Linked DNA regions of Homo sapiens: region 1 is linked to region 2. Evidence: read pairs that join two places in POLR2A ChIA-PET (ENCODE). Cell type or tissue: A673. All regions are shown on one strand. Links, peaks and the distances in the headings refer to the core of each region. The heading gives the core; the rest is flanking DNA.

The links. ChIA-PET counts read pairs that join two places held together with the same protein. Peaks named below come from ENCODE experiments on the same cell type or tissue, not always from the same donor. Only the 100,000 strongest peaks of a DNase experiment are listed, where the experiment ranks them.
Region 1: POLR2A ChIA-PET joins it to region 2 with 8 read pairs; 3 of 35 experiments call an interaction of 5 or more read pairs at or near these places.

The regions. Positions count from the first base shown.
Region 1 is chr3:43,746,640-43,762,721 of GRCh38, reverse strand. No RefSeq gene overlaps it. Among named protein-coding and RNA genes, the nearest start is that of ABHD5, 64 kb to the right of the region's middle. RefSeq lists an enhancer at 8,278-9,477. In A673, for the core only: no CTCF peak of the experiment used is centred there; a DNase peak (open chromatin) is centred at 8,821.
Region 2 is chr3:44,113,602-44,129,683 of GRCh38, reverse strand. It overlaps LOC124909489 (a long non-coding RNA gene), which reads right to left. Exons shown (of 5, transcript XR_007096256.1): 5 at 7,320-15,520. MIR138-1 (microRNA 138-1) reads right to left here and starts at 15,472; the gene lies at 15,374-15,472. RefSeq lists an enhancer at 14,928-15,427. In A673, for the core only: no CTCF peak of the experiment used is centred there; no DNase peak of the experiment used is centred there.

The DNA of each region.
Region 1 (16,082 bases), core at 7,304-11,303, 370 kb after region 2:
TAACTTGATTCCAATGCTGTGAGAGACCTTGAGCCAGAACCACCCAGGGAAGCCACGCTGGATTCCTGACCCTCAGAAACTGTGTGAGATAATCATTTTTTGTTCTAAGCTGCCAAGTAATGATGTACTTTGTCACACAGAAATAGATAACTAACATAGATACCTATATCAAACACGTGATTAAAATGTAGACCGAGCTCAAATGTAGTCTGAGCTCATCCCAGACCTAGACTCTGCCTTCTATAAACTCTCCCAGGCAGCTCTGATGCACATTCTTTGTTTGAATCACTGCTCTGCCACTAACTTCATGCAATTTACCTCACCTCTCCAACCCTCAATTTCACACCTGAAAAATGGGCATAATCATACCTCATAAGCTATCAGAGCTTTGGTTTTTTGTTTTGTGTTTTATTTTTTGTTTGACTTCTGGGTTCAAGATAATGCACATAAAGCCCGAGCGCTAGCCTTCTTGGTGCCCTGCCCATGTCCCCTCGCCCTCATCATCTCAGAGCCTGCCTGGTGGGGTGGTTGGGGACTGCAGGCACCCACATTGCTTTGCCTGAGACCTTTCTTTGCTGCTAGAGCCCAGTTTGCTGCCTCAGCAGTAAGCCTGAAGTGCTGGGTATTTAACACCCTCCCAGTCCCCCAAAGTAATGACTGACAGAGCTGGGATGTAAACACTTGACTCTAAGTGGCAAGTTCTACACTGGCTCCCAGAATTCTACAGCAGAATTAAGGTTGTCACCTACAGTGGTAACTTGTTTCATAACACACCATTTATTGGCTCACCTCCCTTCTGTAGGTCACTTCCCCACTTCCCTAAGGTGTTACTTTCACTGCCCACATAAACCACTTACACCAATATCTTTGCCTCAAGATTAGCTTCACAAGGACCCAAACTAAGACAAGTACCTAGTGGTGTCAGCACATAGTATGTGCTCGGCTAACAGTTTTGACTGTGTGTGTGTGTGTGTGTGTGTGTGTGTGTGTGTGTGTGTATGGCATGTTTGTTTAGTGAAGGACACAGAAAGAAATTCTTAGCTAATATGAAACAGTGAGGAGGTATCAGCAGCATCAAAAATCCAAGGATGACTATCTAGACTGTCAAGTATGTGTCTACTACAAATCAACAATGACAAAAATTCAACAGGAAATAGAGAGTGGTCATCAGGCAATGCACAGGAGAAGTGACCAAATGGCCAACAAGTATGGGAGGAGAAGCTCCAGATCAGCAGTGATCTGAGGAATTGAAATTCAAATGAGATGTGCTCTTCTATCCACAGGAAGGGCAAAAGTTAGAAATGTGGGTAAGTGAGGACCTATACTGCTAGGAGATATAAGGTGGAACCACCTCTCTGGAGATCTTTCTGACAACATTTAACAAAATTCAGAATCCATTGACTGGCTTCAACACCTAACAAATCCACCCTGAGCACATCAGTCCCATGGAAGTTCTCACAAAGTACCAGGTGGTATATTGCACTGTTTTTCTGTTGGGGAGTTGGAGGCAGTCTGGTATCTTTCAGTAGGGAAATGGATAAGTAAACTGTGACAATGCACTTAGAAGCAAACACAGAATCTATAGAGCAACATGTGGCGTAGGAAAAGTAGGAAACGGAATGAGATTTGTAGCAAAATTCCATTATGTAAATTAAAAACAGACACAAGGCAGATGTATGTATTTTACAAGATTATATACATATGTAAGGACATATTCCAAACACATTTGAAAGGGTGGCGGCGGGGGTGCTTTTAAAAACAGACTTAAATGAGAAAAGTAACATTTTAAAACATTAGATGATAACATAGAAAAGTATCTTTATGACCATGGGGTAAAAATTTCTTAATTAAGACATGCAAAACACAAACCTTAAAAAAAAAAGGATAAATCTGGCAATATTAGAATTTAAAGCCTTTGTGCAATAAACACTATGTAAAAAATGATAAGCCACATACTGGGAGAAGATATTTGAAATGGATGTAACTGAAAACGGATTGGTATAAAGAATACATAGAGAACTCCTCCAAATAATGGCTAATATTTATTGAATACTTACAAAGGGCCTGGCATTGTTGATGGTGTTTCACATGGATGGAATAATACAAAGCAAAGAGGAAATAAAAACTGGCAAAGGATATACACAGGCAATTTGTGAGTTACTTTGTGTCACATTGTGTCTTAACGTAACATACAGAAATGGGTTCCCTCTTTGGTTGGCCCCTTTGTAGCTATACCATAGACCTCAACAGGTGACATGACTTAGGGGGTAAGAGCACGGCTAGCCTTCGAGAGCCAAGATCTCAGTCCAAGATCCTGATCCACTCTGACCTTCTGTTTCCTCTTCAGTAGGAAGACAATAATACCTCCATGTGTGGTATGAAGTGCTTAGCACAGTATTTAACACACAGCAAACACTTACTAAATGGCAACTATTTTGATGATGCAAAATAATAGTAGCGCACATGTAGTAAGGACCTAGTCCTAAGCTATTTAAATATGTATATTCTCATTTAATCCCTACAGCAGTTTTCTGGGGTAGTTCCTGCTTTTATTTTCATTTTACAGATAAGGAAACTGAATCTAAGGGAAGTTAGGAGGCCACCCAGGTCATGCAGTGGGCTCTGAAGCCAGGCTCACACTCTGAACGACCACATGGCACCCCCTTCTGTCATGGGCATGAGCATGGGGGTGCTACTCTTTCTTCTTAACATGAAAAGTATCTAGAACTTTAGAAATATTGTTTATGAAGCTGAATGTGTTTCTGAATGAGCACCTCTCAGACTTTAACATGCAAGTAAATAATGGGGATGAAGTGGGAGCAGATCTTGTTGAAATGCATATTCTGATCCAGCAGGTCTCAGGGGAAGCCCAAGAATGTGCATTTCTACCAATCCCCCAGGAGATTCTGAGGCTACTGGTCCTCACACCCACTGGGGAGTTCTGCTTCTAGGATCCAGTTATGACACCCACTCCTGGGTTCATTTTGCTTTGCAGGGTGATCAGAATGCTTTGTGTTTGTACCTGTGGACAATAGGGGGCTCTACAAGCTTTAAAAGATGGCATGTGTCATCAGCACACATTCAACGGAGGCCAGAATTCAGCACACTCAGCAGTGGGTGAACTGCCTCTGCACCTCTGTGGCTCATTGTTTTCCACACAAGAGTGCTCGGGATGACATGGGCCTGGACTATTCTGGGCCTTGGTCAGGTGGCAGCTGATTTACAGGAAGAATGATGTGGCTCCAGAGAGTCACGGTTTGTTCACCAGCCATGGGACTCCTGCTATGAGCCAGACCCAGGACAGTCTGCGAGGCGAGGATGAGGGTGAAGCACCACAGTCCCTGCACTCAGGAATTTGAAGCATTTATGGACATGCCTTTGGTGGAGAGGGTGGAGAAAGCCTGGAAGGTCAAGCTGGCCGGCATTTGCCCTAGTCAGGGGTTACAAGAATCAGAAGCCCTCTTACTGGTCAGGAAGGGGAGTTTATGGGAAGGAAGGAGCTGCCCAGGAAAAACAGCAGGAAGAGAGGCAGCTCCACCACTACAGGGAAAAAAGGCCCTCAGAAAGCCAAATAGCACTCTCCTCTCCTCCCTCCTCCCCTGGCCCTCCTACCCTGCTGGCTCACCTCACCCAGGCCTCTGTAACAAGGCTCCTGGCTTCACACCAGTCACCTGCGACATCTGCATCCTTGGTTTCAATTGTTGAAGGTAAAGGCTGATTGTTCTATTTTTGTTCTGTGGGCAAGGCAACTTCTTTGGAAGTGGCCGAGGCAGACCGGGCCAGGAAACCTGTGCACTCATTCCACTTCTGTGCCTGCCAGGCTCACACATCCTTCTTCTCATAGCACATTTTTAAAGGATCCTGCATTTACCAAGATCTAAAAGTGCAAACATGCACTTACCCGTGAGAGACACCCACAGTCACAGCTGTGTGACTACACCCAGAGATGACCTTGTTAACCATTTTTCTCAGAGTCCACAATCTCCAGTGGAATCTGTTTCTCCCTGGTTCTGTAACAGTCAAGCCTTGTGTTTCCTCCTCATAATTTTGCAACCTGATTGTAACAACAGTCCTCACTAACACATCCTAAATACAATAATGCAATTCAAGCAAGGCAAGTTCAAAAACACTTTCCATTTGGAAGGGGGTGAGGTTGATAAATCTCCAGAACAGCCCCTTAATCCAGAGCAAACTTCATCCAAGGTTACATGGCAGCATGGGCCCCCTTCCACAGCTGCTACTGAAGGGGAGGATTCTTGTGGATAATCAGGAACATGGTGGGACCAGAGAATTCCACAAGCATCACTGTTGACTTGTCTCTCTGGCACAGGGGGAGTTCTTTGGTCAGCAAACCTGGCTTCCAGATAGGTAGGGCCCATATCTTAGTTCTTCTTTTTTCTTTTTTTTTTTAATTTTGTCTTGGTGCTTTATACACTGTTTCTTATAGTGTTTACTAAGACACAGTCTCTGCCCACAATGAACTTTGGTACATTGTGAAAATATCATGTGCAGAAGATGGAAAAAGTGCAGAGTCTCTGCACTTGGTGTTCAGAATGCAGAAAAGAAAGGAGAATGGCTGAGGTATGAGCTGGTTGCTGCTGGTTGGTGAACAGATGCCATTAACTGGCAAGGAAGAGGCTGGTGTGGACTGCAGAGCTGGTGACACCTTAAGCTTTTTTGCACTTCCAGGGGGCCAAGCAAGGCAGAAGCAGTCATTGTTCTTTTCCCTGTACCTGTCTCCTTCAGGACAGGCACATTTGGCTGAGCACAAATAAGAATCATTTGCAGAAGAGCTCTAAGAGAGGAAGGAGTCCAAAAACCTTTGACCTAGGATTATGACTCTCACTGAAAGTTGTAAGAACTGACCTTTGACCTAGGATTATGACTCTCATGTAAGATGTAAGAACTGAGAGTCATTGCAAAAAGGCTGCAAGATCTCAGATCTGCAGGACTGTGGGCTGTCTCCTCTAAATGCAAAGAACTGGGGCCTAGGTCTCACGAGATAAACATCAGTGATGAGGGCAGTGGGCTGGTGGCGAAAGAGGCAGAGAAAACAGCAGCTCTGGTAACTGCTATTTTAAACACTTTTATTAAAGCAACAAAAGAAGAAGAAGAGGAGGAAGAGGAAGAGGAAGAAGGAGAAGAAGAAGGAAAGAAAGAGTGAGCTCACATAGAAAGCTTAACCTCTATTAAATCTTAGAGGCAGATTAGAAATAATTATAAAATTCGATACGCACAAATGGGAATGCATAGGTTTAAGGAGTGAGTGGATTAATTGCACATGACTCCAAACGTGGGCTAAGGAGGTAGACAAGATGCCTCTTCCTGAGTGTGTGACTTTAAGGAAGCTTCTTAAGACCTCCAACTTCAGTATCCCTGAGGGGAAATCTTTAAATGGAGATAGTGGCACCTACCTCCCAGGGTACTGTGAACATTAAGTAACTATTGCCTAGCAAGCCTTTGGTAGAATGTGTGGCACGTAGTACATGCTCAGTAAAAAGTGATTGACGTTGCTGTTCCATGAACTAGACAGGCTTTAAAGTCAAGTTCCAAAAATATCTGAGTGGTATCCACATCTTCAAAATGAGCAGCCAGCCTCTCAGCATGGAACCCTTTGAAGGAGCCACACTGGCAGGTAGGAACAGCCATGCTGAAGGGCTCAGGGAGCAGGAACCGGGCCACCTGCACAGGGAGGGTTTCCTTCCACTTCAGAGCAGGTAAATGGTTTCACTTCCCATCCAGCTCAGGTAGATTGATGATGGCTACCAGGATTTCAGCCCCAACAAGGATGACAAGGCAAGGGTCCTTCAGGATGGAGTAGCCATGCCTTTCATGGGGACAGGAGAAAGGTGGGTTGACTTAATAGGCTACAGATCCAGAAGTTAAATTTGTGCCATTGTTCGGCATAATCATAGTATTATTTAGTGAGAGTTCACCATGTCTGAGCAGTAATTGTCAGGGTGCTTTACATTTATGTATCATCTTATTTGATCTTACATCAATCCTGTGAAGAGGGTACATTATAATCCCCGTTTTTCACATGGGTCTTACGGACTAAGTCAACTGCTTGAGGTCACTTGTAGCAGATTCAGCCACTGCCCAAGTGTTGTGAACAACAACTCCCATGTGCCTGGCTTCTGTCACTTTTGAGAACAGCTGCCTCTGACTACCAGGGTCTACTTTGCCTACCCACAAGAGTCTGGGGTCCTTGGGAATTTAGGTGTGCCAGGTAAGCCCTGAACCTTAGACTGTTGGGTGCAGGGCTATAAATGTTTCTAGCTCCCTTGCCTTTGACAGGCACACTCAGGTGTGGTCTCCACTGACCCCAGAGCTCCACCAGAATTGAGCCAAGTGGGAGCCTTTCCTCCTCCTTCTATGGGACTGTGTTCGATGCTGCCCCTTTGCACCCTGCCTGGCCTCCTTCCCTTCCTGGCCCCACTCTCCTGTCCCCCTATTGTATTTTCCTAGGAGTATTCTGCAATGAAACACTTTCGTGCAAAGGTTTATCTAGTGGTCTGCTTCTGGGAAAACAGACCTGCGAGGTCACTTGGTTGTAAGTGCCAGAGCCTGAGTTCAACTCAGGTTCACGGTGTAAACTGCCTCAAAGAGAACCACCCCACCAGAACCAGTAATAATAAATGTGCAAAGACGGAAGACCTAAATAGAATTCTCACCAATGCTCGGGGGCCGAGTCCCAAGCAAGGCCTGGCTGTGAAAGCTGTGCCTGCCGACCACCTGAGACTTGAATATCCTGCGTGGAAGCCCTACAGACTCTGGTGTGCCCTCTGCCACATCCCAGCATAATCCTGGTGGAGAAAGTCATTGGAATTTTGGAAGCTAGGAAGGCTTTCCTTAGCCTGGTAATTATTTTTTCTTCCAAACCTCTATGCAAAGAATGTAAGTTAACTGATTAGGCTAAGGCTCTGTGCATCCTGTTGTTCTCTTTTCTGCAGTCATTTGGGTCTTTGTGTATCTTTGATGTGTGTGAATTAACATATTCTGCAGCTCCTCCCACTCACCGAGAGAAGGGGAAAAGATACCAGCCACAGCCCTTGCAGCTGAAACAAAAAACCTGAGCCTGGGTGGAGGCCAGAGGGAGGAGGAGGGCTTTTCTCCCTATCTCACCATTTGGGAGAATTTTCCCTAGAACAGGAAAAATAAAATAGTGTTCTTGTTCATGAATATTGCAGGTAGAAAAGAACACACTCTAGGGTATGCCTGAAACTCCACTCACCTTGTCTCCCTGGAAATGCTGAAGTCCATGAGTCCCAGGAAGGACCTTCACTCAACACTTCCCTAGCCTCCAACTCTCTTCCAACCCAGCCTCACCCCTGCACAGGGAGGTTTTCCTTCTACTTCAAACCATCTTTATATCAAGGGATGGTTTCATCTCTCATCCAGCTCAGGTAGATTGATTTTTTATCAATCCAGAGAATTTTTATGGAAAGAATGTGAAAGTTGCACCTGGGTGAGATGAGCTAGAGATCAGGGGAGGGAAGAGGACATTCTAGATTGGCTTCAGTAAGAGAAGAATGTAGACTCTTTCTTATTTTACTTGGAGGAAATTTTCACTTGCAGAGCTAAAGCCAGGTTCTAAGTTCCTCTTTGCTCATGCCAACTCAGAAGAAAGCACCCCTCAGAGGGGACAATGGCTTCTTCCCACAGCAGGTACCTCTACAGATTTACTTCACTGGTGGAGGTCTGCACCAAGAGCAATGCAAGCAAACTTCAACCAGACAGATCCCTGATCTTGCCTTGCTTACACACGCTGAGTACAGTCCTCTCTCGATATCTGCAGGAGATTGGTTCCAGAACCTCCTTGAAAACTAAAATCTGCAGATTTCTCCTCAAGCCCCTGATAGAAAACAGAGTAGTATTTGCAGATACCTTATATACATCCTCCCCTGTACTTTAAATCATCTCTAAATTACTTATAGTAGTACCTAATACAATGTAAATACTATTTGAAGAGTTGTTACACTCCATTGGTTTTTTATTTGCATTATTTTTTTCCAAATATTTTTCATCCTGGTTGAATTTGTAGATACGGAGCCCATGGACACAGATGGCTAACTGTATTTTGTTTGCTGTTCCCACTCAAGAGAATGGAGCAGAAAGATGAACACAGCTGGGACAATGACAGCAGCATTGCAGAGCTCACGTCAGCCCTGTACTACCTCCTGAGACCTCTCGTTATGGGAGAAGACAAATTCCTTTGTGCTTGCACTACCCTAGCAGGAATGTGTCACACACAGCTAAATGCAATCCCAACTAGGACACTTGGAATATGGCAACTCACAGCTGGGGGCTAACCCATCAATGTGTCTTGTTTGGGCAGCACAGTGTTTTAAGTAATTATACTTCAGACATGGGAAACTTCATTCAAAATCCAGATTTCTGGCTTCTTTGGAAAAGCTAAAAGGTACAGAAAGATTGGGCTTATACTCCCATGAGGCACACAGTCCCCCTGTCACTCCCTCTAATTAAGGGGAGGCTCAGTTGCCCTTTATCATCACACCTGAGCTGATGTTCGCTTGGCCTCCACAGATGTTTGGGTTCATGCCATTTGGGAATGAGCACAGGTTTGTTAGTTGGCCACCTTGGCTCTGTGTCAGTTGTGCAGCACATCTTTGAGCCCCTATTTCTTAATAGATACAACATGTACAAGAAGCGAAGGTGTTGGCTTAAGGGAGAAAATGCCAAAGTACTTAGTATGTTATCTGCTATTTCAAAGAGCCCCCAAGAAATATTAGCTCATTTCCTCTCCTCTGCAGATTTGAGATATCAATTTTCTTGTGATTGAATAACTCAGGAATGTGATGGCTCACATGTGACTTAAATACTACAGCTGTCCCTTCCAGAGGTGACACTGCCAATTTAGTGACTAAGCTCAGCTTCTGACTACTGACTTAAAGGAGGGTGCCCCTGCAGGGTCCCCATCACAGACATTAGAGTTGGATTTTGAACAATTCAGTTCAGTGAACATGGGCCTACCATAACCAAAGGGTCCATTTTCTGGTCTCCCTCTCACCCTGGGACACTTCCCTGTGTCCTTGTCCATCAAGCCCCCTTAGGCTTCCTGAATAATATTCTTCTCCATAGAAACCTTCTCCTGACAGCTACAAAGACTTATTTGCACTGGGAGCCTCTTCTACAGCAGGTAAGGCCAGCAGGCTGAAACCTTCACACCTGGGTGCCTTGGCCGATGTTATTCTCTCTGCAGGAATGCCCTTCTGGTCTTCTTCCGAGAAAAACAAAACAAAACGAAAAACTGCTGATTTGTGCAGGGCACGGTGGCTCACGCCTGTAACCCAGAACTTTGGGAGGCTGAGGTGGGTGGATTGCTTGAGGCCAGGAGTTCAAGACCAGCCTGTCCAACATGGTGAAACCCCATCTCTACTAAAAATACAAAAAATTAGCCAAGTATGGTGGCACACATCTGTAATCTCAGCTACTCAGGAGGCTGAGGCACAAGAATCACTTGAACCTGGGAGGCAGAGATGGCAGTGAGCCGTGATCGCACCACTGCACTCCAGCCTGGGTGACAAAGCAAGACTCTGTCTCAAAACAAAGAAAAAAAAAAAACTGCTGACTTGTTAATGCCAACTCCTACAAAGTTCTGCCTTCACCTCTTAGGCAGAAAGACTTGCTCCTCCTTCAGAGTCTCATTGCCAACTGAGCTCCAGTCACATGACACAGCAGTGAGTCTAGTAGGAAAGACAGTACTTTAATATACCCAGCAACCACTCAGTGTCAGGAGCTTAGAAGGTGTTTAATAAAGAAGATGGAGGTCTGCTCGCTGACTGGCTGGTGGACAGGTGGGCTACTTCTACCTGGCGGCCTACTTCTACCTGGCGGCAGATAGCCAGCAGGGAAGGATTTCCAGGCCAGCCTTACCCTTTACCCTTGCCTTTCTGCCTTCTGAGATCTTCTTTCCCTGAGGCTGGTGGGGCAGAAAGCAGCTGGACAGCTGCCCACATGGGGAGTGGGAGCAGGGGCAGCAGCCCCCCAGAGGTCTGCCTATCACAGGCCCCACCCTGTCCAGGGGCTTTCTGCCTTTGCTGCCTCTCTCTTCCCTCAGAGCCTCACAGCCTCCCTCTGGTGACGAGCTTCCCATTACATGGAGGAGGCATTGCACAGGCGCCCACCTGCTTTCCCCCATCCTCTGAGCTCTGTGTCTCCGTTCTCCCCTCACTCCTGTTCCTGGAGATGGACCTTGCCAGCTATGGGAAACTCCTTTGCCCTAGGTCCCGTATTCCCTCTCGCTCAACAGCTCCAGCAATTCTCCCCAAGCCCTCTGTTGCCCCCACGTCCTTCTCCAGGTGTTGCCTCCTCTGTCATTCCTTTGCATCAGAGTCCTAGGAAGGCTTATGTGCCCTCTCTCTAGCTCTCCTCCTTCCAATCTTTTGTAAATGTACTGAATGGTTGAGAGTATCAGTAAGTTAATGGCAGTCAGCCTGTACCCTGGCCCCTCGCAAGTCCCCAGAAACCTCCCCTTTGCTGGTGCCAAGATGACTCTCAGGCCTTAACTTACACTCCCAACCATTCTGTAAATTTCTCCTTCCTCCTGTCTGATCCTTTCTTCACTTGGCTTCCAGCACCCCACATTCTTGGCCTTCCCCCTCCCACTAGCCAATTACCCCTTCTCACTCTTTCTCTGGTTCCTCCTCATCCCTCTAACATTTACACATAGATGAACCCCCGGAGCTCTGTCTTTGGACCGCTTTTCTTTTCCATTTATAGAGCTCAACTAATCCCATGGATTTAAATGCCGTTTACATGGAGTCTAGTACACTCTTTTTATATATGCAGCTACCTACCAGACATCTCCACTTGGGGGATGTATCTGTCAGGATAAACTAGATTATGATGCAGAACAAACAACTTCAACACCTCACTGGCTTAAAATAACAAAGGCGCGTTTCTTGTTCGTGCTACCCGTCCACCACAGGGCAGCTGGGGCTTCTGTGAATTCTTATCATTCAGGGGTCCCCAGGCTGATGGAGGCTCCACTTATCAGCAGCCATCTCAACATGAAGCACTCTCCTAGCCCTCAACACACAGCAAACATGTCTAGCTAGTCTCCTCTCTGCCATGACCTTAGGTAATTTTCAGAAAGGATACATACATACATGCACAAATAAATGTCTACTTCATAAACCTCACATACAACAATGCTCACCCATAAACAACATAATTAACAAAATTTTCACAGCCTCCTCCACCTAAGATGGAATTATAACAAAGTCTTGTGGGCCTCCAGCAAAAGAAGGTTTTTCTCCAGGGAGGTGCTCATAATGTTTAACAACCAGCTCTCTCAGAAACCAAAAAAAACCCCGATTTATATTGTTTGCCAATTACCATAGTGTAAATACCCCCACCATGGCCAATTTCAAGTCAACATGAGTTTAACACCCAGCTCTCAAATTTACTGAAAATGTAACCATTGGCTTTTGTGAGCTGGTCTGAGCCAGCCACTGGTTTCATCCCAAACTTTTCTTTACCACATCCCTTGATTTACTCTCCAGAAAAAAAAGAAAAAAAGAGCAAAGAGAGGAAATATATGCCAGGCACTGCAACAACACTGTGTGCATTATTTAAGACCAGTGTTAGTTAGTATATTGTTTCCACTGCTTTAACAAAAAGACTCAAAATCACTTGTACACCAATGCTCATAGCAGCATTATTCACAGTAGCCAAAAATGTGGAAACAACCCAAGTGTCCATTGACCAATGAATGGATAAGCAAATGTGATACATTCATACAATGGAATATTATTCAGCCTTAAAAAGGAAAGTGATTCTGACACATGCTACAACATGGGTGAACCATGAAGGCATCACGCTAAATGAAAGAAGCCAGTCACAAAAGACAAAAATTGTATGATTCCACTTGTATGTACCTAGAATAGTCAAATTCATAGAGACAGAAAGTAAGATAGGGATTATCTGGGGCTGGAAGAGGGTAAAATATGGAGTTGTTATTTAATGGATACAGAGTTTCTGTTTGAGATGGGAAAAACCTATTCTGGAAACAGATCATGATGATGGTCACACAACATTGTAAATGTACTTAGTTCTACTGAATTGCATGCTTAAAAATTGCTTAAAATGGTAAATTCTGTGTTATGCATATTTCACTACAATACAAAAATGAAAAAAAAAACTCAAAATTATGAAGGCTTAATACCATTTCTGCCACTTATAAAAAGCTGAGTAGGTAGACCAGGGCTGGTAAGGTAACCGCATGATTATCAGACCAAGGCTCCTAGTACCTGGTTCCTCTGCCACTCAGCATGAGGCTTCTCCCTCATGGTCCAGATGGCAACTTCTCTTTTGTTGTTGTTGTTTTTTTTTTTTTGAGACGGAGTCTCCCTCTGTCACCCAGGCTGGAGTGCAGTGGCACGATCTCGGCTTACTGCAGCCTCCGCCTCCTGGATTCGAGCAATTCTCCTGCCTCAGCCTCCTGAGTAGCCGGGACTAGCGGTGCTCACCACCATGCCTGGCTAATTTTTGTATTTTTAGTAGAGACAAGGTTTCACCATGTTGGCCAGGCTGTTCTCAAACTCATGACCTCAAGTGATCCTCCTGCCCTGGCCTCCCAAAGTGCTGGGATTACAGGCATGAACCACCGTGCCCGGCCCAGATAGCAGCTTCTACTCCTAGAATCACATCAGCATTCCAGCCAGCAGAAAGAGAGAACACTGGAAAGGGAAGCATGTTCTTACCTTTCAAGGGTATGGCCTGGGTATTGCACACATCACTTCCACTTTTATCCCAATAAGCAGAATTTATTTATTTATCTAATTAGCCAGGCATGGTGGTGCATGCCTGTGGTCCCAGCTACTTGGGAGGCTGAGGTGGGGGAGTCTCTTGAGCCCAGGAGGTGGAAGGTACATTGAGCCAAGATCATACGATTGCACTCCAGCCTGGGTGAAAGAATGAGACCCCATCTCAAAAAAAAAAAAAAAAAAAAAAAAAGAACTTCTTTCTCTAGCTGCCATAGAGGCTGGGAAGCACAGTCTTCAATCCACACAGTATTTGTTCAGCTAAAAATTCTACTGCTCTGTAAATGGTGGGGGGGGGGTGGGGGAGGCATAGATATTGGGATATAGTTAACAATCCCTATCAAAAGCATAGTAACCCTATGAAGTAACTCCTATTACCCCATTTTAGAGATTGAGAGACCAAGGCTCAGACTAGTTAAGTAACTCACCCAACGTCATTCTAAGTGAATGGCAGACTTGAAAAACCCTTTCCACTACATTATGCTCACTCCCTCCAGGAAGTAAAGTTCATCTGCAGTTCCCTCGGAGACACTGCGAGAGAGAGGGTAGGCTGGGAGCAGAGGGTGGAGGTAAGGGAAGCCACACTGTAGCTGAGCCCACAGACTCACCCCTTGTGGCATTTAGGATGATAGATATGAGGGGACATGGAGTTGCTGAGTGGCTGGAGTGCAGTGCCGTAGGCTCATCACTGGCCCGTGAAAGTCACTTATTAAATGATCAGAAACGTTGTGAACCAGTGGTTAAACACAGCCATTGTAAAATTAAATTTCATAAACTTACAATTAAATAAATTATATTAAAAACAAAGGTAATAAATACCCAAACTCATCACTTCTTAATTATTTTACTGCGTCTTACTGTCTTCTATGCTCTTAAGGGTCTGGTATCTATTGTGTCTTGATGGTGGAATCCTCCCTGATGGGGGCTACTGCCCAGCTCCTCCTTACTCTGTGCTCAGTGACGTCTCCTGGATAGCCTGATATCAGCTGTGGGGGAAATGTTTACAACACAGAAATCAGCAGAGACTACAGAACAGAGGCTTCAGCCACTTCCTAGCACAAGACTGCATACGCATATACAGGCGGTATAACCGGGATCACTGAGGAGCCTGCAGGTTGGGCTGAGTAGAGAAGGCCTGCGCTCCTTTCTCTGACTGGCTCCCCATCCCTCTTCTCTCCTGCATTCTGACCTCTGTTAATAAAAAGACCTCACTTTATCTTTAAGAGAATTTCTGATACACAAAGTGTTCAGGGATTGAAGTAGACAAATAATTTGGGTTAATGTGCATATCCCTGTTGTCACGTGGTCCTTGGTAGAGGGCTTGTGGGGGGTCCACTGTGGCTCCCAAGCCCCCTCCACCCTACCACAAGCTGCTGCGCAGGTGGAGCGTCCCCACTTTTCCCAGAAGGTGAAGCCAGGATGGAGGAGGAAAGGCTCCTGTAAACAATGGCTCCCTCTGCCCTTTGAATGGATAATGTCGGTTTCCCTCTTGGAAATGAATCAGGCAGCCACGTGGTATCCTCTGCCAGCCCTCTGCTGCTTTCAGTATGACATGCAGGCAGTTGGGGGCTGGAGAGTGAGGGAGGTGAGATGCACAGCCAGCCAGATTTGAAGATGAACCTGGGCGTGGCTCAGCCAGAGGAGAAGGACACCAAGTTCCCAGGAATTCCTGGCCATCAGGCTCAGGAGCACTGCTTCTCACTCAGCCAGACACATGCAATCACCCACATCTCAACTCCAAAGCAGAGAAAATGAAAACCAAAAGAAGCTTTAAACATGGGGAGGACCCTGTCTCATTTTTCTGTACCAAAAATAAAAGCAGCTTGGAGAAAACATTACCTAGAATGCAAAGCATAGCCCCCTCAGCCCTCCACTGAGGCCTCCTTCTCTCCAAAGACTGTCTTATCTATCCAAAGACTTGCTCTGCTACTCTTGCAGGTTAGGTTCCTCGAAGCAGAGGCTGAGTTTAATAGGGGTCAATCCTGGCGGGGCAGGATGAGCTGAGGAAGACGCCAATCTGTGACTCAGGCCCCACACAGCCATGGTCAGCCAAGGGCCTGGAGCAGGCTCGCCTGGCAGTATCCACATTTGGTCCAAGTGGCCAGACTCTCACACCCTGGCTCCTAAGGGGTTGGATACAGACTCCCTGGGGGTGTAACCTTGGGCAAGGTACACAGGAAAGAGCTTACAACCAGCAGCTGACTGCACGCCCGCAGCTGGCCACTGTGCCTTCCTGAAGGGGAGCTGGGCAGTGCAGCTCTGTGTCCACCACACAAACCCATAATGTTTTGACACTACCTGTGGAGCTGATGCTCTTGGCAGGACCGTATCTGCCTCTCCAAACCAACAGGAGCTTGAATATTCACATCATCGTTGTTCAGCCCTGTGGCCTGAGCTTGTCACTTGATTTCTGCTTCTAAGCCTCTATTTCCTTGTCTGTGAAATGAGACATAAAGACTCTATGAACTGAGGACATAGCGGGCCCTGGATACGGTGCGTGCCTTTCTCCTCCTCTCCTGCCTCTCGTCCCCACCCTCCATGAGGTGGCCAAGACCTTCTTATTCTTTATTCTCTACAAACGCACATTCTTTACCCTCATTTCTCTCAGCTCCCCAGGGCCCAGCTCCTCCCTCACCTAGGGCTGTTTGGCAGAGCCCCCTTTTTCTTTTTTCTTTTTTTTTTTTTTTTTTTTTTGAGACAGAGTCTCGCTCTTTCACCCAGGCCGGACTGCAGTGGCATAATCTCGGCTCACTGCAAGCTCCATCTCCCGGGTTCACGCCATTCTCCTTCCTCAGCCTCCCGAGTAGCTGGGACTACAGGCTCCCGCCACCGTGCCTGACTAATTTTTTTTGTATTTTTAATAGAGACGGGGTTTCGCTATGTTAGCCAGGCTTGTCTCAAACTCCTGACCTCGTGATCTGCCCGCCTTGGCCTCCCAAAGTGCTGGGATTACAGGCGCCCGGTCAGAGCCCCCTTTTTCAAAGCATCTGTCCTGCTCCCCACATCCCAGGGGCAAGATCTCTAAAAGAGCAATTGACCAAGTCTCCCTACCTCTGTTCCTTGCTCCCAATTTAAATCCCCAATAGCCCCCTGAACTTCCAAGCTGGATAAGTTTCTTACTGCTGCTGTAACAAATGAACACAGCAACATGAATCCATCATCTTATAGTGCTGGAGTTAAGAAGTCCACAACGGATCTCATGGGACTAAAATCAAAGCATCCACAGGGCTGTGTTCCTTTCTGGAGGCTCAAGGAGAGAATCTGTTTCCTTACCTTTTCCAGCTTCTAGAGCAG
Region 2 (16,082 bases), core at 4,561-8,560:
TTGCCACCATCTTCTTGGGTAAGGCAGTCCCAGGTGATCACTTTCATAGCATGATGTCTAAAAGCACATATTCAGGAGCCAGATCCAGGTTCAAGTCCCAGCTCCACAGCATACCAGCTGCTTGGGTAGGTTATCTACCCTCTGTGATAGGGAAACTAGAGTTTCTCACTGTGTATGAACACAGATCTTTACAGAATCACTGTCAATATTAAATGAGCCAGGTACTTGCATACACCAAGTGTCCAATAGATACTTGCCATGGTTATATTGTAATTATTGTTACCAAACCATCGGGGAAAGGGAGAAGCTCTGTGTGATTTGTCCACTTGGTGCTTCTCAAGGATGATCTATACCTACCCCTCCCCGAGAATCATATCAACAATTACTAATCAGTGGTTGCTGTATGTGTCAGGTACTTTACAATCATCATCTAATCCTTATGATAAACCTGTGAAATGGGTACTGTTGTGCCTGGGGCATAGATGAAAACTCTGGCTCAGAAATGGGAAGTAACTTGCCTGGCATGGCATAGGCAAGGCATGCCGAGCTCCCCTGGCAGCCAGACTGGTAGGCCCCAACCTGAGCTGAACCATCATAGCCTCTGTCCAAAGCTCTGTAGGCCTCACAGGGACACTCAGGGGTCCTCAGTGTCTCTGAGGGCCTCAGATGTTAACATTGTCTGCCTAGGGCTTTTGCTAATGAGGAAGTAAAGAAACTGCTATCGGTGCATAAAAACTGAAATCCTGATGGCCCAGGTCAGGGAGGGCATGCAGGGGGTGGGGGCTGCTACAGAATGAGCTTTCCTTCTGGTCCTTAAAAGCTAATTCCTTTTTGATTTTTCCTTTTCTCCTCTGGGGGTACCCTCCAGGTGGCATGGTCCAGACCAGGCCTTCCCATTTCAGGATGGTGGGGATGTAAACTCCCTGCCTCCTTAGCTGCTGTGGAAAGCTGGCTGCAGCTGGAAGCCTGTCCTCCTGCACACTTCACCACCCTGTGCCTAGGGCTGAAGGTGGTTCTTAGCACCCATCTTGACCTGTGGCTGAGGTCACTCTGGAGGAAACTTCTGACCTCCAGAGAAGAGCTGCAGCCCACAAGGCCTGGGCAGATCGCAGCACTCTCCATAGGCCTCTGAACATTTTCATCAATTGCAAAGTGAAACAAACCACAGGAAGACTTGGGCAGGTGTTTGGAGGAGGAGCTCAGACAGGTGGGCTGTGGTGGCATTTTCTTTTCCAGGCGCTGCCTGCTTGCTATTTGATTCCCAGGGCTGCACTGCACTCACACAGTGCTTCTCTCATTCCTTCCCAAGGGTATTTTCTGTGTGACTTAGAATAAGTATTGGGTCATGTGGATGTTACTATGGCAACCGGTGTTTTAAATAAAAATAGTGTTACACCCCCGGTAGCCTGTCAGTGTGAAATGTGCCTATAGGCAGTGAAAGGCTGTTGGCATCTGCATCCCTTCCATTCCTAGCAGCATCCTCCTAGCACCACCCAGGCCTAGAGGGCAGAACCCGCCGCTCTGACGCAAGGTCTGGGCTCTTGAGTAGCTTAGGGGAGAAGGTGGGTGGCTTGCACAGATAGGTGTCCCCTCAGCTGGCCAGAGGCCCCTGCCTGGTGCTTCCTTCCCTGACTTCTGCCAGCAGCAGAGGGAAGCTGCTGTGCTCTAAGTGTTTCTAGACAGAAACTTTAACTGGTTAAAGATGGGCTTTGTCTCGGAGTCTACTTCTAGGGGAACAGACTGAGACAAGGATTTATGTGCAAGTAATTTGTTTGGGAGGGGATCCAAGGAAGCAGCAGTAGAGAGGAGAAGTGAGACAGGAAAGGAAGGCGGCCAGTACAGGTGCATTTTCAAAAGTGACTGCTGTGGGCAAGTGGAGCTTAGTCCCACCGAGGAACTTGGAAGACCATATAGCACACAGTATTCCCCCAAGGACAAGGGAGTTGGTGCATTTATTTAGTCCCCATTTGTCACTGGATGAGGGCTTCTCCCTAGGGGTGATTTACTCTCTGCAGTTCCAGTATGACCTTTGAGCAGTCAAAACAAAAATAAAGCCCTACAAAAGTTCTGAGGCAGAGAGTGGGCAGGCAGCAGCCTGTACGGTTTAAAGGTGAATACCTGCCTAGAGGATATGGGCAGGGTGCCACATCTCCTGCTGTGGACCTCTTGGATGTCAATGAATTTCCCCAGCTATCAGAAGTGCTTTTGTGTTGGGATGAGGAGCTTAACTTGGAAAGTTAAAGGAACATGAAATGGCCTTTAAAGATTTCAATAAATCCTGAGACCTTTGAGGGCCTGATGATGAAACTGGTACTCTCAAGGCTGATTGTCCTCCATCATGGTGCTGGTGGCAAGTGTGGGAAGGGTTGGGTCAGGGAGGGCTTATTTTCTTTTGGAGGAAAGAAAAGCAGCTTGTTATATCCCAAATAAGTATTTTTGAGAGTGTTTGAACATATCCTTGACTCCTGATACTTGCGAGGATGAAAAATTTAAGATTAGGCACAATGATACTGAACCCAAGAAACTCAAATTAAACTCTTAGGGTAGGAATAGATGGTGGTTAGGTGGAAATGAATTGGAGATACATTTGAGCTCTTGGCAGTAATTGGAGAAGGGGGGACACTTTTTCTTCTCCCATTAGATTCTGTTGGATGATGTGGGTAGAGTTAGCCACCTGGCAGATCCATCCACCTTCTGATGGCAGGTGCCCTGATCTTGCTTTGGACACAAGGTCAGTGGGTCTGTCCATCAATGGAAGAATAGTTGCTTCTCAGAGCACCCCACCACCTCCTGGTTCAATTAGACACCTTCTCCTTGGAATCTGAGCCCTGAGTGGGATGTTACAAGGACAAAAATTTGACAGGAGCTTATTGCTGTCAACAGTGGTGGTCTGAAAAAAGAGAGCTTACTAATTCTCAGAGATTGTGAGCCATCTGGTTCTTACCCTGGTTCTTTAGCTTTCCTTAAGTTCTCCGAGTATCCCATAGTATTCCAGTGAATTCTTATGCCTTTTCTTATCCAATGAACTGGGGTCTCTCTCTTGGTTGCATGGAAGAGCCCTGAATGATCCTGATTCCTTTGGAGGATCCCACCAGGATAAAATATCTAGAGATTGTCAAATGAAACCCAATGAAAACCTGTCTCTGTTGCTGCTATTTTGTGCAGTAGGTATAGAAACAAGGGAGGAAGGGAAAGATGTGTTAGCATCCTCTTTCAGTGAACCCAGGTGAGAGAGAAGCAGGAGTGAGAGAGGTTTGCATGGGGGCAGGAGGAGTGGGATGCCTGTGAGAGAAAAAGGAGAGGAGGCAGGTTTGGGCAGGAGAACCTCAGCCTGCAGTATGACCCGATGGTCTCAGCCAGTTCAACACAGAGCTCCTGCACACAGGTTTCCTCTTAGAGAAGCCCTATGTTGGATAGAAATGGCCAGGCCCTAGTACTCTGCTGTGCCTCTGTCTTTAGCTGGCGACTGCCCGGAAAGAGTACGGCCTCTGCTCAAAAGCTGAGGCATACTTGAAGGCTCTGCAGCAGGAGGCTGCCAGCTCACTGTGTTCCTTGTGGCTGAACAGGAATTCCTTCCTGGTAGGGAGATCTGAGCTGCACAGCTCCATGGCTGCCTTCCACTGAGCACAGAGTTTTATCTTGACACTGTTTTATCTTGTTCTCAGGCCTCTCACTTATCCTGTGAAGTTGGTGTTATTTCCACTCCCCCAGTTGATGAAATGCAGACGTAGCTAGTTATCCCCTAAGATTTTCCTGCTAGTGAGTGTGAGTGCTGGGATTGGGACATAGCTATGTCTAACTTGAAGGCTCCTGCTTTGATGTCCTGTGGCAGAGGCCATTGCTTCAACTGCCATCATCCCCATAATAAGGACTTGGGCTCTGCAGCTTCAGGGGCTGCTCATTGCCCCCTGAGCAAATGTTCTATTTGGGTGGTGTGTGTGTATATGCACCTGGGTCTGTCTTGGGTTAAAAACAGAGCTTTCTTTTTAGTTCTGAATAATATTCCATCATCTGGATTACCATGGCTTATTTATCTGTTCACCTACTGAAGGACACCTTGGTTGCTTCCAAGTTTTAGCCATTAAGAATAAAGCTGCTATAATATAAACATCAATCTGCAGGTTTTTGTGTGGACATATGTTTTCAACTCCCTTGGGTAAAAAAACAAGAAGTGTTATTGCTGGGTCATATGGAAAGAATGTGTTTAGTTTTATAGGAAACTGCCAAAACATCTTCCAAAGTGACTGTCTCATTTTGCATTCCTACCAGCAGTGAATGAGAGTTCCTGTTGCTCCAATCCTCACCATTTCATGTTGTCAGCGTTCTGGACTTGGATTATTCTAATAGGGGTGTAGCGGTACTTCACTGTTGTTTTAATGTGCATTTCCCTCATGACATATGATGTGGGGCATCTTTCCCTATGCTTATTTGCCACCTGTATATATTCTTTGGTGAGGTATCTGTTCAGGTCTTTGGCTCATTTTTAAATCGGGTTGTTTATCATTGTTGAGTTTCAGGAGTTCTTCATATATTTCGCATGACAGTCCTTTATCAGATATGTCTTTTGCAATATTTCCTCCCAGTCTGTGGCTTGTCATTTCATTTTCTTCACAGTGTCTTTCACAGAGGAGAAAATTTTAATTTTAGTAAAGTCTAGCTTACCAATTCCTTATTTATTTATTTATTGAGACAAAGTCTCGCTCTGTTACCCAGGCTGGAGGGCAGTAGCACAATCTCAGCTCACTGCAACCTTTGCCTCCCAGGTTCAAGCAATTCTCCTGTCTCAGCCTCCCCAGTAGCTGGGACTACAGATGCACGCCACCATGCCCAGCTAGTTTTTGTATTTTTAGTAGAGATGGGGTTTCACTATATTGGTCAGGCTGGTCTCAAACTCCTGACCTCAGGTGATCCACCTGCCTCGGCCTCCCAGAGTGCTGGGATTATAGGCGTTAGCCACCATGCCTGGCCCAGCTTACCAATTCTTTCTTTCCAGGATCATGACTCTGGTGTCATATCTAAAAAGTCACTGTGAAACCTAAGGTCATTTAGAGCTCTCAACCCACAGAAAACATGGAAAGACCTTAAATGCATATTACTAAGTTAAATAAGCCAATCTGAAAAGACTGCATGCTGTATAATTCCAACTATGTGGCATTCTGGAAAAGGCAAAATTAAGTAAAAAGATGAATGGTTGCCAGGGGTTAGGAGAAAGGGAGAGATGAATAGGTGGAGCACAGACAATATTTAGGGCAGTGAAACAATTCTGTATGATACTATAGTGGAAGACACATGTCATTATATGTTTGTCAAAACCTGTAGAATATACAACATCAAAGGTAAAAAGATCAGTGGTTGCCAGGGGTTAGAAGAAAGGGAGAGATAAATAGGTGGAGCACAGAGAATCGGGCAGTGAAACTATTCTGTATGATACTATAGTGGAAGACACATGTCATTAAGTTTGTCAAAACCTATAGAATATACAACATCAAGAGTGAACCCTAATGTGAACTATGGACTTTTATGTGATAATGATGTGCTAAGGTGGGCTCATCAATTATAACCACTGTACCACTCTGGTGGGGGACACTGATAACAGAGGAGGCTATGTAGGTATGGGGGAGGGAGTTCATAGGAAATCTGTACCTTCCACTCAGTTTTGCTCTAAAAATATAATCTATTAAAACAACAACAACAACTCCTCCCACAGCTTTTTCACATGCTTTAGTTTGGGTTCCCTCAAAGGCAAATGCTGTGGCAAGTAGTTTACCTGAGAGGACATTCCACGAAGCGGTCCTGGAATGAGTTTGCAGGGGAGGGAGGTGTAAGAGAGGAGAGGAATATGAGCCAATAAAGGGCATCAATGAACCAGTCCAGATGGGCAACTGGGGTTCCATCCTGCTGGAGACCATCTGGGGAGCTATGCAGAATGTTGGGACAATTCTGACTTCCATTCCTCACTGGTGGAATACAGCTTCACGGGCGTTGGCTCCCAGGTACTTAGCACCTATGGCCTGTATGTAGGCTGAGCGGCTCCCAGGGCACCAGCAAGAGCTTCAAGTATATATAGCTGGAGAGGGGTGGCGTGGATGCAGTCAGCATGCAGGGAAATGTCCATCACAGCCCTGCGTGGGGCACCCATAGCATCTGCCACATGCATATTCAAGGATTATGGAAAGAATCTGACTCCAGTTTTAGGGTATCTGACACTTGTGGCTTGGGATTCAGGAGAAGTAGCAGTGATTGCTACACCTGTTGGGGCACTGTATGAGTGTTCTGCCGTTGCCATAATACCACAGACTGGTTGGCTAAAACAACAGGAAGGTATTTCTCACAGTTCTGGAGTCTAGAAGCCCAAGATCAACGTAGCTTGGACTGTTTGGTTTCTCCTGAGGCCTCTCTCTTTGGGTTGTAGAAGGCCACCTCCTCGCTGAGTCCTCACATGATCTTTCCTCTGGTAACTCACCTTTTTGGAGTCTCTTCCTCTTAGGAGAATACCAGTCTTATTGGATTAGGGTCCCGCCCTTATGACCTAATTTAACCTCTATTGTCTCCTTAAAGGTCCCATCTCCAAATACAATCACATTGGAGGTTAGAGCTTCAACACATAAGTTTAGGAGGACACAATTCAGTCCCTAACAGACATGATGGCTGACAACAGGACCTGGTTCTGGGCCCTATTTCCTCTTTTTACTGATCCCAGAAACAGTTAAGTGAGAAGCTTAGGGTCACACAACTTGGGTTGAAATACGATGCTGAGTCATGAGCAAATCTGTCCACCCAGGGACTGCCAGACCAGGGACTGCACACACCCATGGTCTACAAGGCATCATGCCCCTGAAGTCTTCTGACCTTGTCCGTCTCTCCTTGAGAACCCCGGAGGGGCCTGGCCTTCCATCTTGCCACCTGGGTTCCAAGGCTGGCCATGCTGTATGTCCTGTGCAAGTGCTTCCCTTTGTTCTCTCATCTTGGAAACAAGAGGGCTGGGCTAGGTTACCATTCCTGTTCCCCAGTCTTTTTTTTAAGTGTTGGTGAAAATTTTAGGGGGTGGAAATGGGTACTCTCATTTCTTGGGATCGTACATTGGAACAGTTCATCTAAAAAGGCGATTTGGTGGGAAGTTTCAAAAGCTCTAAAGATGTACACAACCACAGATACTCCAAGACATTCCTAGAAGGGGAACATCTGGGTCAAAGATTGAGCTACAAGGAGAATCACTAGTTTTGGTTTCTCACATTTTACTGTTATAAACATGCCGAACACCAAGAGACTGAATAAACAAATTATGTGCCTTATTCAATAAAACACAAATACATAAAATGTAATTCTGCAGAGAACATTTAATGATTTGGAAAGATTTTTCACAATGCCAAGTGTAAAGGCTAATTTCAGAGCAACCCATATTGTGGTTCTACCCACGTTAAAAAAAATACAAAGATCTAGAAAGCTAATAAACCAAGAATAACAGTCATCACTCCTGAGTAATGGGCTTGTTGAAGATTTAAAATCTTTATTTTTCAAAGTAACAATATATATGCATTGCTTTTGTAAGAAAATCCACAAAAATACTATTATGTTAAAAAATAATTTACCTAGTTTTGGCAGATGCTGCTGGGCAGGAAACTCTACAGCAATTACTGACCTGTTCTTCCCTTGCTGCTTGTGCTTCCACTCTCTATAGCTGAATGCTCACCCTTCCAGCTTCCCTGACTGCTGGGGTGGCCAAGTGATAGGAGTTCTGCCTAGTGAGATGTAAGTGGAGGTCTGCTGGGTGGACATGGAAGTTTCTGGGAAAGTTAATGGCTCCTGATAAAAGGAGGGGATACTTCTGGCCCTCTACCTCTCCTTTCTTCCTTCTGGAATGTGGAAGTGATGACTTGAACAGCAGTAGTCCTCTTGTGACAACAAGGCAATAAGGGTGGTGCAGCAGAAGGGTAAAGTCTAAGCTTTTGATGACACCTTAAGTCAATCCATCAACCCTGGACTCCCTCCAGGCTTCTTGTCATGGGTGAGAATTCTGATGTAACAGTTCTGGCTAGCTCAGGTTTGAAGGCTTTTGGCTGCAAGTAAGACTTAAGGTCTCTCCTCTAGGTCCTAGATCATCCCTATCATTCCACACTGCCTTCATAGAGAGAAACAGTGCCTTAAAGGCACTCTTTTCCCAAGCTGATGCTGCCTTCTTTTTGGCATTAGTATCTGAATTTATTTGGTGGTTCCTGGAGAGGAGCACTGTCTTTTGTAGCATAGGAATGTGTTAAGCAGCCCTTGTGCCCAACAGAGCAGGGCCTTGTATGAGACAGCCAGTCAGCTGTCTCTCAAAACACTATGTGCTGGGCATTGTGCCATGTGCTGGGGAAGGCAAAAGAGCAAAACGGACTCATACCTTGTCCTTCTGAAGCTTATCACTCGGTAGAAAACAAGAATATTGAGAAGTCAGTTAATCCTTTGCATAGTCGTTGGTGTGCAGTGTTTTAAAGAACAGGGTGCCATGCAAGTGTGTCCTGGAGGGGCCTGGCCCGGGGCTCAGGGAAGGCAGCCTAGAAGCTCTTTTCTGTCTCTAGGCTCAGCAAGATGTATCCCAAATTCCCAGGCTTGTCTGTGACAGCCTCTGCATCACAATGCCAAATGGAAGGAATCTTTCCTTTTGTCAGAGCCCTTGCCTGTGGGCTTTATCATCCATATATGCAAAATGAGGGAAGTGGACTCCACAAACTTCCAGCTTCCCAGAGCTCAAATCCCACGTGAAAGCAGCTGGGAGAGGCCACCACAGGAATGGTGCAAACACAGGCTGACAAGGCAAAGTGGGGGCTGTTTGCTTCCCAGCCTTGGCAGAGATGGGTCCCACATTTGTTCAGAGGCAGAGGCCTCTGCAGGGAACAGAGTATGCAAAGGCCTTAAGAGTAGGCCTGTGTGAGCAGCAGCAGGAAGGCCAGTGGGGCTGGGGCAGAGTGGGGCACAGAGACGGATCCCATGTGGCAGTGAGCAGTGGAGGTCAAAGCCCTAGGATCCAGCTTGTGTTTCAAAAGGATTTCAGGTCAGCCCTTGCCCATTCTGTTTGCTCTCAGAGTAAAAAATTGAGGTCAATGTTGGAGAGATCTGGTAATCCACGCAGCAAACTGCATTGATGGATGTGGTCTCAGACCTTGCATGTACCAAGGTAACCTAAGCAATGAAGCATTTATTTTTATTTTGTATTTATTTTGAAGTATTTTTAAATGTGTATGACTTTTATAATCATAAAAAATTGAAATTGTAAAAAAATGGCAAGTGGTTATCCCTAGGGATAAGATTATCAGGGACTTTCACATTCTATGCTGTATGTCAGCAGTCTTTTTAAATTTTTGGTCCTTGAACAGTGCTATTTTCTATTGTTCTCTGCCTCTAAACATTAATGGGTATTCCTCTAGGTGATGTACAAGAAGAAACAGGCAAAGACAGAAGAGTATTAACTCAGTTTCATGGTCACAAAGTCAATTACACACACACACACATATACACCCTGCTTCTTCCAGTCGAGTCAGGCCCAAGGGAACAACCTTGGAGGGAACAGCTCTTTTTTCTTCCTCCACTTCCAGTGCTCTCTTCCCTCAGTCTCCAGTGCTTCAAGCTTGAAGGCAAGTAGAAAACTTTGAAGGCAATCACACCTACGTTGCCTGTTGGTGGGTGGTTGGGAGAACTGCCTGGGAAGGAGGGAGGAGGATGAAGTCCCTTTGGGCAGGGTTAGCAGCACACATCTTTGGAGTCTGACAACCTACTCACCAGCTGTGAGACCGTGAGCAAGTTTCTTGACCTTTCTGAGCCTGTGCCTCACCTGAAAAATGGGAATGATGACACTGCTTCCATTCCCAGGGCTGCTCTGTGCTGCAATGAGACAACACAGGCTGAGTGCCTGGCACACAGTAAGTGCCAGTGGGTTAATGGGGTCACTGTCTTTGTTTCAGAGCACAAAGACCTCTGGCTCTGGAAACAGAGGACCAGGCTGCATGGTCCAGGACAGGTTGCTTTGCTTCTGCTTCTCCAACTGTGAGATAGAGCTGCGGTGGGACAAGGCGGGGGGCAGACATTTCTGCAGCAGGATGCAGGTGTCCCTCACAGCTCCTTCCTTCACCTCAGTGGGCTCCACCTTGATGCCACTCATCTGAGACTGTGACTGATGGACTGCTGGCAGGTGTCTAGCCCTGGGCTCTGTGGCACCCAAACCTGCTGTGCCAGGAAGTGAGGATTCCCGAAGCTGAGGCTGCTCCCAAGTTTCATCTTCTGTTGGGCTTCAGCCTCAGGTCTCGTTTTTGGCTCCTGTGCCACCCCCTGGAACTAGGGAGCAGTGGTCCAAGTCTCTGGAACTGAACCAGGATGTCAGGCAGCTGGAGAATGTTAGGGATGAGGTTTTACTGCTTATTTTGCTCTACTTTTCTATCAAAATTCTTTTATGCTATGCCTCTTAAAATAGCGATTTCAAACTCTCTCATTGGTCTGTGAGGTTTCTTCTGAGTTTTAAGAAGACAAAGGGAATGGTGAAATAAATCTTTTTGCCTCCCCCCACCCTTAAAAAATCCATAAAAAATTAACATGAAGGTGAAATTTTTTGACTTCAACTCTGTCCTTGAGACCCGTAAACTTTTCCTGAAATTTCAGCAGAGTGATGTGCAGTTTTCCTGGGGAGGGTACCCAAAGCTTTCCTGATAGTCTCACTGCAGTTGGTGTGATGGAGTACATAGGAACACTTCCCTTGTAGCAATGACACTCAAATTACTGTATTTTCTTAATGAGAGAAGCCACTTGCCTGAAGCCAGTACCTACCAAGAGACAGATGCTTGGGGTTGAAAAGGTCTTTGGCTATGGCTTTCATGAGGAATACATAAAAAACCACCTATGAAGTCTAAGGTAAATGGTGATAATTACCAGCAAAACAAGGATATCTACCCCTGCCACTAGCAAAAAAAGAAGTCCACCTCGAGAAAAGAGTACGACAAATTTTGTCAAGTTGAAATGATATGATCGCCCAGTGTGTTTGGTCTTTATGGCATTATCTTTTAGGGTCAAGGTTTCTCCAAGTTGACCGCCAATCAAATGGCTTTTCATTGCTCAGACAGAAACAGGTGCTCTAAGTAAGCTGGGCACAGCTGACTTTCATGATCCCCACTTGTTCATTAGGGAGGTAGAAAATCAAAAGCAAGGGCAAGTGTGGGTCTGGGAGTATTGCCGAGCTCAAATCTCTGCTCCCGCAAGTAATGTCTCTCATTCCTGAGGTACAGGCTGGCTCCTAAATCTCTCTGGCTCTAGTTCCTCTCCTTAAAATGGGGTTGCTGTGGGCTCAGATTAAAGAAATGGAAAGCCTTTAAAAGGTAACTGTGCCATGTACTGTGTTAAGAATTTAGTAAATAAAAATCTAAGACTTTATATTGGTAGAAAATAACTTTTACCTTCCAACTTCCCTGTTGTGAAGGAGAAAAGGATGTTCTGGGTATGTGTATGCAGGTGAAAATGGGAGAGTCAGGTTATCACTGCCCAGCATTCCTAGGGATTTACTTTTACAATTCACAAAAGTTTTAAGAGAATCATTATTCAACATACAGTAGTAAACACCCTAAACCTTCCACATTCTGCAAACAGTAGGCACAGACGCTTCACTATTGTGGCCTTCTAAATTTGATACTCAAGGGGTTTTCTCCCCCATCTTTTACTCTATATTGGTAGTTCCCAAACTTGAGTGCACTGGCCTCACCGCAGAGCTTCTAACTCAGCAGGGGTGGGTGGGGCTGGAGGATGTGCATGTCTAAAGCGTTCCCAGGAGATGCTGGTGCTGCTGCTGCTCCAGGGAGCACACTTTGAGAACCATTGCTCCATTTGATATTAAATACATTCGGGGAACTCCTTTTCCAAACGCAGCTTTTCCCAGAAGAGCTGACTGGGGCCAGCAGATGGTAAGCAGCTTAAGACAAGGTGGTGAGTATGAAAGTGTGTGTCTGGCGAGCTCCCTTACATCATCAGGGCTTTTGGTTGTCTACAACGGGCTTCCAGAGAGAGTCTTATAATTTGGAATGTGGCTAGCTGCAAAGGTAGGATCCCAAGGAAGTTATAATACAGTGATTCTAAACTCAAAGGTTCAAACGATCACAAAATCAAGGTTTTAGAAAAGGGGGAATGGACACTGTTTTTTTCTGGCCAGGTGGCATTAAGTCAGCCTGAGTGGAATGTCTGGAATGTTCAGGAGGGGAGAGGCTGTTCTCAATGAGGTGAATGCACTTTGGAAAAGAAGCCGCTATGGGGATGGAGGTCTGTGGCCCAGCAGGGGGGCTCTGGCTGGATCTAAGCATGCAGGGGAAGCAGCCCAAGGTTGTGCTCCCCTAGGCTAGCCTTGAGGAAAGAGTTCTGGGCAGGGGTGGGGTGAGGTGGGTGGGGAGCACAATTTGCCTTTGCAGTCTCAACCTCTGAAGGTCACTGTACAAACTTCAAATGAATTCAGCAGCTCAATACCAAAATTAAGTAGAGCATCCTCTGGATCTTAAATGGTTCTCTCATTCTCTCTCTGGACTTGACCCCATTTTATATTTTATTAGGTTTTTAATCAGGTTCCATTATGAAGTGCTTTAAACAAGGTTAGAATCTACAAATGCACAAAGGGAGAGAACACTGCCTGGTCTACCTGGTTTAAGAAACCAGAGTGGAAGCCTCTGAGAATGGAGAAGGCTTTGCTCAGTCCCTGGGAGCGGCCCTGGACTTCCATCATCAGCTTTGTCCCCTTCATGCTGGCTCCTCAGCAGCAGGGAGCAGTGGCTCAGCACATGGACTCTGAGGCCAGAGTGCTTGGGTTTAAACAGCAGCGACACCAATCACCAACAATATGGATGGTGTGGTCTTGGTACTTACCTGATAGGGTGGTTACATGACCTGCCTGCTTATGAGGAGGAAATGGAGGTACCGAGTACATGGCTAAATGTAAATGGAGGGCTCAGGGCAGTGCCTGGCACAGTTTCTATTCTGTAATTGCCTGCTGCTATTAATGATGATACCACTGAAAGGAAACAAAGACCCAGGGCTTCAACAAATAGCAAGAGTGTCTGACCTTGAAGGACGCTGGGCTTGGGCTGTGCTCATCCATTCATTGAACAGATTTATTCAGTGTCTACTCAGTGCCAGACACTGAACTAGGCTGGAGGGTACAGCAGTGAATGAAGCTGAATATTCCTGCCCTCAAGGAGCTTATGACCAGTGGGAAAGACACAGATTCAGCAAAGATTCCCACTAATGAACGAGTAATGACAAAATGAGATGAATGCTCTGAAGGGATGGAATTCAGCTTGCTGAGTGCACGGGAGAGCTGTTACCTGACCTGGCCTTCTGGGTAGTGGGAGTTGGCTCTGTCTGAAACTTGGAGGACGGTCAGGCATCAATGATGGGAGTCTGGAGGCAGCTGGGAGCCTTCTAGATAGGGTGGAGCTGAACGAAGGCCCTGGGGCAGGGGCCAGAGGGATCTTATAAAAAGGGAGGAGGGTAGGGAAGGGAGTGGATGTCATTCATGGGTCCCACTGAAGTTAGCGTGAGGACAACCCTTTAAGCAGTTATAAGGCCAGGAATGGGAGGCATTTGCGTGATTTAGGAGTGCATTTTGAAAAGATCATTCTGGTTATAACATGTGGAAGAGATAAGGCTGAAATGGAAGCTGGAGAGGTTGTGGGGAGACCCAAAAAGGGTGGAAGTGGTTTTGAAGCATCCCCTGGAGTGCCTGTAACATAGTTCCTGCCCAGCTTGCTGTCCCCACTGGAGATTTTTTTTTTTAAAACAGGGTCTTGCTGTTACCCAAGGTGGAGTATAGTGGCACAATCTCTGCTCACTGCAGCCTCAAACTCCTGGGCTCAAAACGTCCTCCCACCTCAGCTGCCTGAGGAGATGATGAGACTACAGGTGTGTGCCACCACACCCCTGTCTAATTTTTAAAAACATTCTTTATAGAGATTAGGTCTGGCTATGTTCCCCGAGTTGGCCACTGGAGATTCTGATGGAGCAGGTGCATGGTGGTCCCTGGGATCCTGCTTTTCCAACATGCTGAAGCTGCCACCCATGGACCACACCATGAGTGGCTCTAGCTTGGACTCCGTTGGTCGTAGGGGAGTTGGTAACTGGATGAATTCTTAGGAGACAGCAAGAAGCCCTTTCTGAAAACTGGGACTATTTTGCTTTGAAGATATTTGTCCCTAAACATAATTTAGTACAAATTTCAGAGATGCCCTTAACGATATAGGGATGGAGTGAGGGATAGAACTTTACAGAAGTAGACTCACCCTCCATAATTCTAAGGTGATACAGATGCAGGTGGCTCTGGTTAACTCAGGCTCTATGTAACCTGGGTGCTATGCAAGGTTTGCATGGTGCTTGTTTTTATCCGTCTCTCTGGTTTTCAGAGCAGCAAGAACCCTATACAAACAGACTATAGACTGGGCCTGAGTTAATCAGAGTGGCTCTGGATCTTTGTCCTGTAGAAAACTAGAGAGAGGAATATCCTCCTTTTTATTAGCGTTATGGAAAGGACACCAGCCAACCCAGCCACTCTATCTTGAAAACTCTTGCTTGGGCTCTGAAAAATGGTGATGTCACATATAAGATTTAAGTTAGGCACAAAATACTACTCCAACTCTAGAGACCTCCATTAGTTTTCCAGCTCTGCTGGGTCCATGGCTGTAAGGACCTGGGGAAAGGAAGCCCATCTGTCAGCACAGGTGATGGCAAGTATTACCTTTGATGGAGTGTCTGGCAGATCAGTGCCCTAGGAACAATCCCATGCTTGGTTCTCGTCCAGCCCTCAGGTCACTGGGACATGCACTGATGGAGAGCTGTGGAACTCTCCCTGGCCAAGAAAGGTGTTTGCTTTCCAGGGACCCTGGGACCATCTAGGAAGTGGATGCATTACCTGCATGTGTGGCTACAAAGAGCCTTCCTCTCTCCAGGAGGCCACCGTCCTATTACTAGGTCCTCCCTTCCCTCTACTTTGCCCTATTCAAAGCTACCATCACCAAGTATCAAAACAAAGGTCCCAACTCCGCAACCATTGTGTGTTTTGGCACCTAGGAGGAAATGTTCAGTTGAGTGGCGCTTAACCCTCCTGATGGCCCATAACTTCATTTTCACAGTGGGAAACCTGGTAGCACCATTTTCTCTGTAGGAAGCTAATGTTACCAGGAGTGTCTTTTTCTTTAAAAGTGGAGCATTTGTGTTGGGGGATAAACAGCAGCCTCAGGAGGCCAGTGTCTGCAGGGGAGCTGCAGCAGCCAGCCCAGAACTGGAAAGCCGCGTGCCTGGGTTCTGGAGCCGAGGGTCCTCTGTGACGGGTGTAGCTGCCTCGCCAGAGGGCGCCCTTGCGGGTTCTGGAGCTGGAATGCTGCCTGTAGTGTGGTGTGGCCCTGGTGTTGTGAAGTAGCCGTTCTCTGATTGGCAACGGCCTGATTCACAACACCAGCTGCCCCACCACACCATGCCAGGGAGGTCTCTGGGGCAGGCCGATGGGCGTAGAGATGCCTTTGTGCTGCTGCTGCCGGAGGTGGAGAGAGGACAGAGAACAGCCAGAAGTGAGAACCGGGAAGCAAGCATATGCTAACATTTCACTGCCTTCCCCAGCCCCACCTGAAAGACTTTTTTTCGTTGTGCCTTTTGTGAACTTCCCCATCCCATAGGGGTCATGGGTGGGTATCCATGGCTCCAAGGAGTCCCGGGTCCTGAACACAAACTTACCTGTGTGTTGGTATTTCTCTGGGAAGAGGATCTGCCTTCAATAAATGCTCAAAGGGAAACACAGCCCTCCACAGCTTAAGTATGTCCAGTGTGGGCCTTCATAGCATTTGATGATCACCATACCTCCCAGAACAAAGTTTTTTCCCCACCAATGCTTTTCTGGGAGAAATGCAAGGAATCCCATTACTGTGTTGCCAAACACAGAAACCAGAAACCAGACATGGTTCTTACTGCATATTCTGAGTAATTTCTTTCCCTCGGCTGCCCCTCACCCCTCCATTTGTATGCTGTCCAGGGTCCCCAAACCTCCAAGGCCACGCTTGGAGTAGCTTCCATGTCTACTGAGGATGATCAGGGTCAAA